Linked DNA regions of Homo sapiens: region 1 is linked to region 2. Evidence: read pairs that join two places in POLR2A ChIA-PET (ENCODE). Cell type or tissue: A673. All regions are shown on one strand. Each heading gives the region's core, and the rest is flanking DNA. Links, peaks and the distances in the headings are about the cores only. Region 1 has its middle 29 kb from the start of NFAM1. Region 2 holds the start of LOC124905125 (a long non-coding RNA gene).

The links. ChIA-PET counts read pairs that join two places held together with the same protein. Peaks named below come from ENCODE experiments on the same cell type or tissue, not always from the same donor. Only the 100,000 strongest peaks of a DNase experiment are listed, where the experiment ranks them.
Region 1: POLR2A ChIA-PET joins it to region 2 with 5 read pairs; 3 of 35 experiments call an interaction of 5 or more read pairs at or near these places.

Annotation. Positions count from the first base shown.
Region 1 is chr22:42,458,465-42,463,830 of GRCh38, reverse strand. No RefSeq gene overlaps it. Among named protein-coding and RNA genes, the nearest start is that of NFAM1, 29 kb to the right of the region's middle. In A673, for the core only: no CTCF peak of the experiment used is centred there; no DNase peak of the experiment used is centred there.
Region 2 is chr22:41,915,958-41,921,323 of GRCh38, reverse strand. It overlaps LOC124905125 (a long non-coding RNA gene), which reads left to right and starts at 2,662. Exons shown (of 2, transcript XR_007068113.1): 1 at 2,662-3,874; 2 at 4,288-4,813. RefSeq lists enhancers at 585-654, 735-814, 1,767-2,270, 3,385-3,474, 3,485-3,644 and silencers at 1,255-1,724, 3,875-3,934. In A673, for the core only: no CTCF peak of the experiment used is centred there; DNase peaks (open chromatin) are centred at 1,353, 1,863 and 2,993; H3K4me3 peaks cover 525 bases; H3K27ac peaks cover 533 bases; H3K27me3 peaks cover 44 bases.

The DNA.
Region 1 (5,366 bases), core at 300-5,299, 540 kb before region 2:
TTTATCAATTCTCTCTTCATCTGTGTCCAATCTGTCATTAAGCCTGTCCTAAGTGTTAAATTTCATTATTGATATTGTTCATTTCTAGAAGCTCTATTTGGAGCTTTATGTTTTGTTTCATACTTTTTATTATAGAAAATTCAAATGTATATAAAATTAGAGACAATGGAATAAACCTCTCTACTTATTAACCTTTTTCTTATTTACTCATTTTTTTTTTATAGAGATGGCATCTCACTATGTTGCCCAGGCTGGTCTCGAACTGCTGGGTTCAAGCAATCCTCCCACCTTGGCCTTCCAAAGCACTGGGATTACAGGTGTGAGCCATGGTGCCTGGCCCTGTGTAGTTATTATTCACCTTCAACAAGTACCGACCCATATCTCATATTGTTTCATCCATGATCCTTCCTATAGCTCCCCACTCTGAGATTATTTTGAGGCAAATCTCAGACACCATATCATTTCATCCATAAATATTGTTCAAATCTGTCTATTCTAGCCAGGTGCGGTGGCTCACGCCTGTAATCCCAGCATTTGGGGAGGCCGAGGTGGGTGGACTGCTTGAGCTCAGGAGTTCAAGACCAGACTGGGCAAAATGGCGAAACTCTGTCTCTAGAAAAAATACAAAAATTAGCCTGGTGTTGGTAGCTTGCACCTGTAGTCCCAGCTACTTGGGAGGCTGAGCGGGGAGGATCGCTTGAGCCCAGGAGGCAGAGGTTACAGTGAGTTGAGATCACACCACTGCACTCCAGCCTGGGTGAGGGATTGAGACTTTATCTCAAAAATAAATAAATAAAATTAGCTGAGCATGGTGGCATGCGCCTGTAGTCCCAGCTGCTCGGGAGGCTGAGGTGGGAGGATCTCTTGAGCCCAGGAGGCAGAGGTTGCAGTGAGTCAAGATTGCACCACTACACTCCAGCCTGGGTGACAGAGCAAGACCCCATCTCAAAAAAAGAAAAAAAAAATCGGTCTATTCTTGGTGTCATGATGTCTCACTATCTTCTTGAGAGTTTGAATCTTTTATTTTGGCCTTTAATCATCACGAACATTCTTATTCGATATTCGCTTTTGGCCTGCTATTCTGTTATCTCAGAGTCTCGGCCTCTATTCCTTCTGTGTGTACTGTCTGTCCCTGTGCTCCAGGTGACCCCTTTCCTTGTGTGTACTGAGATTTGATTGTGAGCTCATCTTCAGTGGAGCATGTTTTTCGCGTGGGAATTTCCTGCTGCTGGAGTTGTAGAAATACCCCTCCACAGCCATTTTGCAGCTGCCACACCAGGTGGCCCAGAGTTAACACCAGCCTCGTACCAATTTTCTTCTCTTGGCATAGGAATCCCAGGCCATGCATGAAGTACAAATTTGGACCTCAAACCCCCTCAAAGCACAGATATGAGGCTTGGATTTTTCAAGGGATCCTTTTGTAGCATGTCCCCCAGGCCCCCACTGCTCTATGCTCCTGCTATGATAAACAAGCTTTCTTGTTATCTCCCTGTGCCAGAGGGTAGGTTTTTTTCTAGCCCATCTTTCACTGAGAGATTTGCCCTCAGAGGAGTCTGGCTTTTGCAAGGAGGCATAGATTCACCTCTCTACTCCTGTCAGCTGAAGATCTTATCTCCAGTCTCAACACAGCCACCAGAACCAAGGCCCCTGGTTGCTGGCTCTGATAACCCCTGCCTTCTCTTACGTGCCTCCTGGAGGCAGCTGTGGGACAGAACCCTGTGCTTACCATTCTGGCTTTTCCCTCTTTGTTTCTGGCCCCTGGGGATATTCCTTTCTTGCTTGCTAACTCAGCCACACACTGGCATTTTATTTATTTACTTAGATTTTATCATGAATTTCTATGTTTTTGTAGGGAGAGGTTTTTCCCATGACCCTAGTCAAATATAATGTTAGACTGGAGTTCCTTTCATTGGTAAAGCCAGTTTAATTTGGTTTTATTTCTTCCTTGCAATTTAAAAAACCTAACTGATCAATGATTGCAGCAACAGGCTCAGATCAGACCCACCTGCCAGCAAAGCTGCTGCAGAGGTGCACCTGTCTCTCTCTGAGCCTTTCCTCGCTAAGGAGCCTGCACCTGCACTGGACAAAGGCAGGTCTGCTCACAACCCAGGATTCACAGGTGACTCAACACTTCAGTCTGAATGCAGCCCCCTGCAGAGCCTTTGAGGACAGAGCCTGTGCCCTTTATTTGGTCCAGATCGGCTGCGGTTTTTGCTGCAGGAAACTTGCTGGACAGTGAGTGCTCTGTCATGTTCCCATTTTGCAGAAACTTCAGCATTCTGGATTTTGCTATGATATAGCCACTCTGTCATTTTTTTCTTTGTAAATAAGCAACATCATCCATAATACTGATTTGTAGAACTGCCACTAAATAGCCAGCCAGCAAAAAATGACCCGCGTCTTCATAACCTAGTTCTTTTCCCGGCAAAGAAGAATCTAAGAGATGGAGTATATTTCCCCCTGTCACTGCTATAAATCTTTAGCCCTTGTGCACAATCACTGCTGTGCCATTGCTCATGTTCTTGGCTCGATGAGGGCCCACACTTGTCCCTTCCAAGCCCGTCTCTGCTCTGCTGCCAAACCGATGAGAGACATAATTTGGGCAGGCCATGACCCTGTCAAAAACCCTCCTCAGAAGGGCTTTTCTGTGGGATGTCCTAAAGTTAGTTATGGTGACACAACTCTGTCAATATACTAAAACCCATTGACTTGCATACTTTAAGCAGGTGCATTTTACAGTATGTAAATTCAACCTCAATAAAGCTGTTTGTTGGTTTTGAGACGGAGTCTCACTCTGTCAACCAGGCTGGAGTGCAGTGGCGCAATCTCTGCTCACTGCAACCTCCGCCTCCCGGGTTCAAGCAGTTCTTGTGCTTTGGCCTCCCAAGTAGCTGGGATTACAGGTGTGCGCCACCACACCCAGCTAATGTTTGTATTTTTAGTAGAGCTGAGGTTTCATCATGGCCAGCCTGGTCTCGAACTCCTGATCTCAGGTGATCTTTCCACCTCGGCCTCCCAAACTGCTGGGATTACAGGGGTGAGCCACCACGCTTGGTCTGTTTGTTTGCTGTTTAAGTGTATGAGAATTATAGGGAGAAAACCTGCAAGGCACCCAAGCCCTGCTGGAGCTGGTCCTCCACGTGACCTTAATCTCTAGCCATAGCAAACTTCTTACTGCTCCTCTCAGGCACCACCATGCTCCACGGCGCCCATGACCTTCCACAAGCTGTCTCTTCTACCTGGGATGTTACTGCCGCCACCATCTCCCAGCCAACTCCTAGTTATCGTACAAAGCCTAGCTCTAACTTCGCTTTCTCCAGGAAGTTTCTGTGACCCTCGGTGAGTCTCGCAGTATCCTGGTTTACCTTTGCCACTGCTCCCATCACATCAAACTGACACTTTGTCCCATAGGACTGTCAAAGGGTCTTAGTCACCTCCGCATCTCTAGGACCTGTCTTGGTGCCTGGTACCTCCAAGATGTCAATGTTTGCTCAACTGGCCCCAGCTGATCTCGTGGGTCTCCTTATTGAATATTGAGCCCGCTACAGAAAGCAGGTGCTGCATCCGAGGAGCATTTAGGCGGCGCCAGCTCACCTCAAGCTACAGAAACATGTGGTCCTAATTCCTTCCTCGCTCTCCTCTTTAGCTTTTTCTTAACCTCTGATTTCAGTTACCAATTAGCAATTTAGCAAGAAACACCTTCTTTGTCTTTCCGAAATGTGTCTCTACTAAGGTACCTTTTCCTTGGGGTAAAAAAAAAAAATAGGGGACGGGATATACTAAGTGAATGGGGGAGGGGAGCCAATTAACATTCAGCTAAGAAAGAAAATGATTTCTCCTATCAGTAGTAAAAACTGACAGCTCTATCAGAAAACGAGCCCGGGGAGCCACAAAGCCTGGCAAGGCAGGGTGGGGAGGGAGGCGTCTGCAGCCCTAATCAGGAGTGATAAAGATGGCTGAGGGCAGAGTCCGCTGCTGGGAGCCAGGGAATCCAAAGGATTCAGGCGTCCAAAGGAATCACCTCGGGAGGTGGAACAGTTGCCTTCCACCTCCTCCCTCCTGTCTGATCTGGCCCCAGGCAAGAGGACTGGTACTATTCAGGTTTTATACCTGAAACTTACAGCTCCGACTCTCCAAACGGCCTCTCTCTATGCACTCCTTTCCTCTGACCTTATCATAAAAGGCGGCCACGTGCTGTCTATTCATGGTAGCAGGATGGTCTGGGGAGAGGAGGCTCCATGCGCGAATTCCAGGGTTGATGAAATTGCTCCGGCCCTCTGGATCTCTCCCCGCCATGAATGAATAAACGGGTTTGGGGGCAGGGTGGTGAAATCAAACTCCAGTGTTATCTGACATACAAGTTCTTTCTTGAGTGCCACATAGGTAATTTGTTATAAATCAGAGCTTAAACACCAGATCGGATTTCACAGAACTCAATTCCATCGCTTTAAGATGAGAAGACGTGCAGAGAAGGATGGGAGAAACACCCCCATTCGGCCTGGCAGAAAAGATATTTAGCGTTTTAAAATGTAACCATTGATCTTCTGCTTGAAATACAAATGCATTTTGCTAAAAAAGAAGACGTCAGTGAGATTGAGACAGGAAGTGATGGAGAGAAACCAAAGGCTCGAGCAGGTTGTTTAATTGGAAACAGCGAGAGGCTGTTTTCGGTCACATTTTGTGTACAGTTCCAGGCCACGCTCCCTCTCTCATATACGATCATGAAACATAAAGACACGGGAACAAGTTCAGTGCCTGAGAGCATCGACGCCTCCCTTGAGGTGTGTGTGTGCCCATCACCAGGATGTAGGGAAAAGGAATAGTCTCAGCCTGTGTACAGACTGGGATTTCTGCAGACGCTAGTCTTCAGCAGACACCAATGGGGGAATGCAGAGAGGTCCAGGCCCCGCATCTTCAGAGACTATAGCTCCGGGGCTGTGGTTTTCTGAATCACTCCCAAATGCTTTTGAACTGGGTTTTTTTTTTTTTTTTTTAATTAGGTTTCTTGTCTAAAATGCTCTACATTTTTAGTGTTCTTAGTACAGGAGGTATAACAAGGCAGTTAAGCATTTAATACTCAAGAATTGGGCTGGGCGCAGAGGCTCCAACCTGTCATCCCAGCACTTTGGGAGGCCAAGGCAGGTGGATCACCTGAGGTCAGGAGTTCGAGACCAGCCTGGCCAACATGGCGAACCTCTGTCTCTACTAAAAATACAAAAATTAGCTGGGCGTGGTGATGGGCACCTGTAATACCAGCTACTCTGGACGCTGAGGCAGGAGAATTGCTTGAACCTGGCCAGCAGAGGTTGCAGTGAGCCAAGATTGCATCACTGCACTCCAGCTTGGGCAACAGAGCGAGACTCCAT
Region 2 (5,366 bases), core at 105-5,104:
TTACAGGCGTGAGCCATCGTGCCCGGCCCAGCCTTGACCTTTTTAAAGGTCCCTGTTGGTCCAAATTTTCTCCTGAAAATCTAGACCATTTCACATCCATGAGGAGGGATTATATGGTCCAGTTTGCAGATAGGAAAAGAGAGGCCCTGTGAGGTAATGGGATCCGGCCCAAGATACAACAGGTGGGTGGTGGAGCTGGGCGAACCCTGGGCTCCTGCGCTTGGCGGCCATGCCTGCCCAGCAGAATGTCATTGGCCCGGACCCCCTCCTTGGGAGCGGAGAACTCGGGGACTGATGCCAGGCCCCACTCCCTGGTTTCATCACTACTCAGATTTTCTCCCCAACTGTTCTCTCATTTTGATAAGAGGGATCCCAGACAGACTCTGGAAGCGCCGTTTTGCGGGTGGGAACTGAAGGGAAAAGGCCTCTCTCTGAGCCTGTGTTTCGGGCCAGCTTTTCCTGAAGGAGGGTCTGATTCCCACCAGGTCCCCAGGGCCCTGGCCGGTGGGGGCAGGCCTGGCTGAAGTCTCGCTTCCTCCTGGGGCTTCCTGCAGGCCCCTTTCACTTCCTGCCTGGTAGCCAGAGGCTGGGGGCTCCAGGAGGGGTTGTGGAGGCCCAGCTGGTGAGGCCAGGGAGGAAGGCCTGACCCCCCACTTTCGTTTCAGCAGGGATGGCTCAACACAGCACTATCCCTGCAAGCTGGTAGCATCTCACTGGGCCTCAACTCTCTGGGCCCCTCTTCCCATCTGCAAAATGGGGCTCTTGAGGCCCACCTAGCTGTCCTTGGAGATTGAAGAGGTCCTGTGGCATGTAGGGACAGAGGGACCCCTGCTAGAGCCAGGGAACGCCCCCAGCAGGGAGGTGTGAGCAGGCCTGGTCCTGCCCTCATGACCCGAGGGTGGGGAGAGAATGGGGGTGCGGTAGAAACGACTGCCCCAAATAGCGGAATAGCGGGGCAGAGTCGGGGAGCAACCGGGAGGAGAGAGATGCCAGAGTTCCCCGCCCCTACGCTTTCCTCCCGGGACTCCGAAGGGCGCTCAGTGGTTGGCGTGGGGGACGGGGGGAGGGACGCTACTGGGGTCCCGGGACCCAGAGGAACCTTGGGCATCTCTCCACTCCCCTAGGCTGCGGATAATCTGGGATCCAGGCCCGAATCCAGCGACTTCGGGGCAAGCGAGTCTCTGCGCGGCTTCCGCCGTCAGCCCCGGCCACCACCGGCCCCGGGAGATTTGGACGTGGGGCGGGGGTAGGGGGTGCTGCCAAGGGGCGGGGTCAAGAAGAGAGGCGGGGCTGAGGGACCCCCAAGCCTCAAGGTGGCCGGAAAGGGGCGGGGCCAGCGGCATGCCTAAGGGGTGGAGTCAAGGCCAAGGGGCGAGGAAAAAGCTTGGGACCGGATAAGGGGCGGGACCAAGGCCAAGGGCGCCTGCTTCGGGCTCCCGACCTCTGCGCCCTCGGGAGTCCGGGTCCTCACGCGCATCCCGAGCCCTGGGGGCCTGGATGCGGCCCACGGCCCCGACTCAAGGGCGAGGCTCAGGGGGGAGGGCGCAAGACGCCTCCGCACAGAACTGTGACCGAGGAGCAGGGGGGCTGCCGGGGAGGGCGCACCTGTCCCCGTGCACGCGCTGTGGCCTCCGTGGAGCTCTGTCCTCTCTTGGTTCCCGCGCTAAGGTCTCGGTGTCCGCTCCGGATTCGCACGTACACTGAGGGCTTTGGAGCCTCCCAGTCCCGCCGCTCCCTGGCGACCTCAGGAGCCCGGGCGCCCCCTCCCTCCCACGGGCAGCTGGAGCCTGAGTCAGAGTTGCCTCGCGGGAGACAAAGACAGCCGTGGGCCCTCCCTCCAGAACCCCTCCTGGTATCGGCATTTGCACCAGCAGGGAGCCCAGAGTCCCCAAGAGCCTCTGCTTCTTGGGTAACTGCATCATTGAGGAAATGGAAGTGAAATTAGCTTAGGAATGAGGCCTTGGAGGCTTGTGGGTGGCATCCGCGGTCACGGTCTTCTCAGCCTGGCTTCAGTGTCTCTGGGGCCCACTGCTTCTCCCTGTAACCCTGCCGAAATGCTGGTAGCCCATCTTGCAGATGACAAAACTGAGGCCTAGAAAGGTTGAATGGCCCTGAAGAGCAGGAATTCCAACCCGGTCAGCCTGGCTCCAAAATAAAGGATAAAGGCTGGGCGCAGTGGCTCGCACCTGTAATCCCAGCACTTTGGGAAGCCAAAGCGGGCCGATAACTTGAAGTCAGGAGTTCGAGACCAGCCCTGCCAACATGGTGAAACCCCCGTCTCTACTAAAAATACAAAAATTAGGCCGGGCCCCGTGGCTCACGCCTGTAATCCCAGAATTTTGGGAGGCCGAGGCGGGCGGATCACCTGAGGTCAGGAGTTCGCGACCCGCCTGATCAATACGGTGAAACCCTGTCTCTACTAAAAATTACAAAAATTAGCCAGGCGTGGTGGCGTGCACCTGTAATCTCAGCAACTCCGGAGGCTGAGGCAGGAGAATCGCTTGAACCTGGGAGGCGGAGGTTGGAGTGAGCCAAGATCGCGCCACTGGACTCCAGCTGGGCGACAGTGTGAGACTCCGTCTCAAAACAAAACAAAACAAAAATTAGCCAGGCATGGTGGCGGGTCCTTATAAATCCCAGCTACTCGGGAGGCTGAGGCAGGAGAATTGGTTGAATCCAGGAGGCAGAGGTTGCAGTGAGCCGAGATCACACCACTGCACTCCAGCCTGGGCAACACAGAGAGACTCCGTTTCATAAATAAATAAATAAAACCTAGAAACTCTGGGCATGTGGGGCTGGAAAGGGGTTCCAGGAAGAGAGGGCAGCCTGCGTGACCAGACAGGGGGCAAATGAGCCTGGGTCAGGTGTTGGCAAGGGCCCTGTCGTGGGGTAGGAGTGCCTCCCGGGTGTGCTGAACTGGCCAGAATGTGGATTCGGGACTCATAGTGCAGGTTCCAGGCCAGACCCTGCCCTTCCTGGCTGTGTGCCAGTCACAGCAAGTCACTTCCTCTCTCTGAGTCTTGAGTTTCTCTCTAGGAAATCCCAAACCTTTCCCAGGGCTCAGCAGAGCTGGCAGACTGGTCACCCACCACCTAAAATGGGGACACTGAGGCCCAGCACAGGCTGTTTGTCATGTCCACACCTCTCAGGGCCCCCAGCCTTCCCCAGCCAGAACTGAGCACCAGGTGAGGGCTGGACATGGAGGAAGGCCGTTCGTGCACAGGAGCATGTATGCTGACAAACACGTGTGCACACACATGCCCACCGTGCAGGGAAGGCCCTCATAGTCATGCTAGCCCCAGACATGCACACTCTTGCTGTCACCCAAACACGCGCAGACACCCGCACACTCGAGCTGCCAGCATTGGGAGCTGGGGGCGGGGCGGGTGCCCTTCAGGAGCAGGGACTCGGCTCCTCTGCCCGCCCCGCGGGGCTTGCTGCAGATGCCAGGGGTTATTTTAAGCCTGGATCAATGGATGAGTTTTGGTGACACAGGCTTAGTGGTAGTGGAGGGGGGCAGGCAGAAGAGATAAGGGGTGGCTGCCCTGGAGCCTTGATGGGGTGAGAGACCCCGGGGTCCAGGGCAAAGGGGTCACTCCTCGGCCGGGCTGCTCTATCTCCAGATCCCCTCACCCGGCACATGGCCAGGCACCTGGGGCAGTGTCAGCTGAATGGGCGATCAGATCCCAGGACTCAGCCAGTCAGGGTCAGCTGGGCTCTGTGTTCACAGCTGCCCTCTCCTGCTCCACTCACTCCCCGCGGCCAGGTGTTCCCATGGAGAGAAGAGGGTATCCAGTGCCTGGCACAGACCCAGTAGTTATGGTTACCTATGGCTGCTGGCTGACCACTGAATCAGATTGAGACGGGGAGGAAGGTGTGTGTGTGGTGGGGGGTGGGGGGTGGTGTTGGGGGTTGGACATCAGTCCCTGGGAGGGGCTGGAATCCACTTCCTTCATTGGACAAATGGCTGTCACTATGTATATGTATGTGAAGGCCTGATGGGGTCAACATGAGGAAAGCACCCAGTGCCAGGACGGTGGGGGCAGGAGGGTGTCCAGGAAGGGGGAGCACTGGGAGACTTGCTCTGACCCCTCACTCTAACTTGGAAGAGGCCCCAGTTCCAAGGGGGCAGAGACAAGCCTCTTTCAACCCAGTGCCCGGCAACGGGTGGGAAAGGTGGGAGAAGAGGCCCCCCTCAGAGCTCCTGCAGCCTCCAGGGCAGTGGGCAGAGGGCGGTGGGGACTTCAATACCAGTGATACGGGTTGTGCCACGGATTCCATTTCTAGGAATGGCCCTAAGGAAAGGAAGCAGGAAAGGACGCTCCAGAAAGTAGAGCTCAGAAGCTCTGAGAAGAATCACAAATGAGAAGGTTTTTTTTTGTTTTTTTTTTTTTGTTTGTTTGTTTGTTTTTTTAAGACGGAGTCTCAATCTGTTTCCCAGGCTGGAGGGCAATGGTGTGATCTCAGCTCACTGCAAACTCTGCCTCCCAGGTTCAAGCGATTCTCTGGCCTCAGCCTTCCGAGTAGCTGGGATTACAGGCATATGCCACCATGCCCAGCTAATTTTTGTATTTTTAGTAGAGGTGGGGTTTCACCATGTTGGTCAGCCTAGTCTCCAACTCCTGACCTTGTGATCCACCTGCCTCAGCCTCCCAAAGTGTTGGGATTACAGGCGTGAGCCACTGCCCCCAGCCAAACGAAAAGTTTAAGGATGGCAAAAAGTAAACCACAAACTAGTTACAATCCAGCATGTAAATGTGGCATATTTTAGTGTGGTTGTCTCTGGACATGGGATTAAAGCAATTTCATTTAATTCCTTTGTTCATCTGTGTTTTTTCTTCTAAACTGGTAATAAGGGGTCCTTTAATGAGGGTGGGTTTTCGGGGCTGGATGGGAAGTGTGTGTACATGTGTGTGCACATGTGTGTGTGTAGGTGGAGGGAGCAGGCTGTCTTTGGCCAGGGCACAAGGAGAAGCTCTGAGTGGGGAGGTCACCTCCTCTTCCTGTCTGAACCCATTAATACCTGAAATTAGTCTGTCAGCCCCTCATGTCAGGCAACAGACTTGATCCTCCTTAAAATGTAAATCCTTCCTCTTCTTCTCCCCCACCTTCTCCACTTTCATAAGCTGGTCCCAGTTGCTGAGAGAAGGACGGATGGAAAGGGGACCAGGAGGGACCCTAGGGAGCCCCAAATGTTTCATCTCACAGAAACTAGGCGCTGGAGTCCTTTCATTCATTTATTCATTCAGCAAATGCCGACAGAGGCCTGAGCTGCACACTGGGTGAATTGCACGCCCAGTCCTTGCCCTCCTGCTGTTTCCGTCTGGACAGAGGGAGGTTCCATATCGACCCCTATCTCCTGGAAG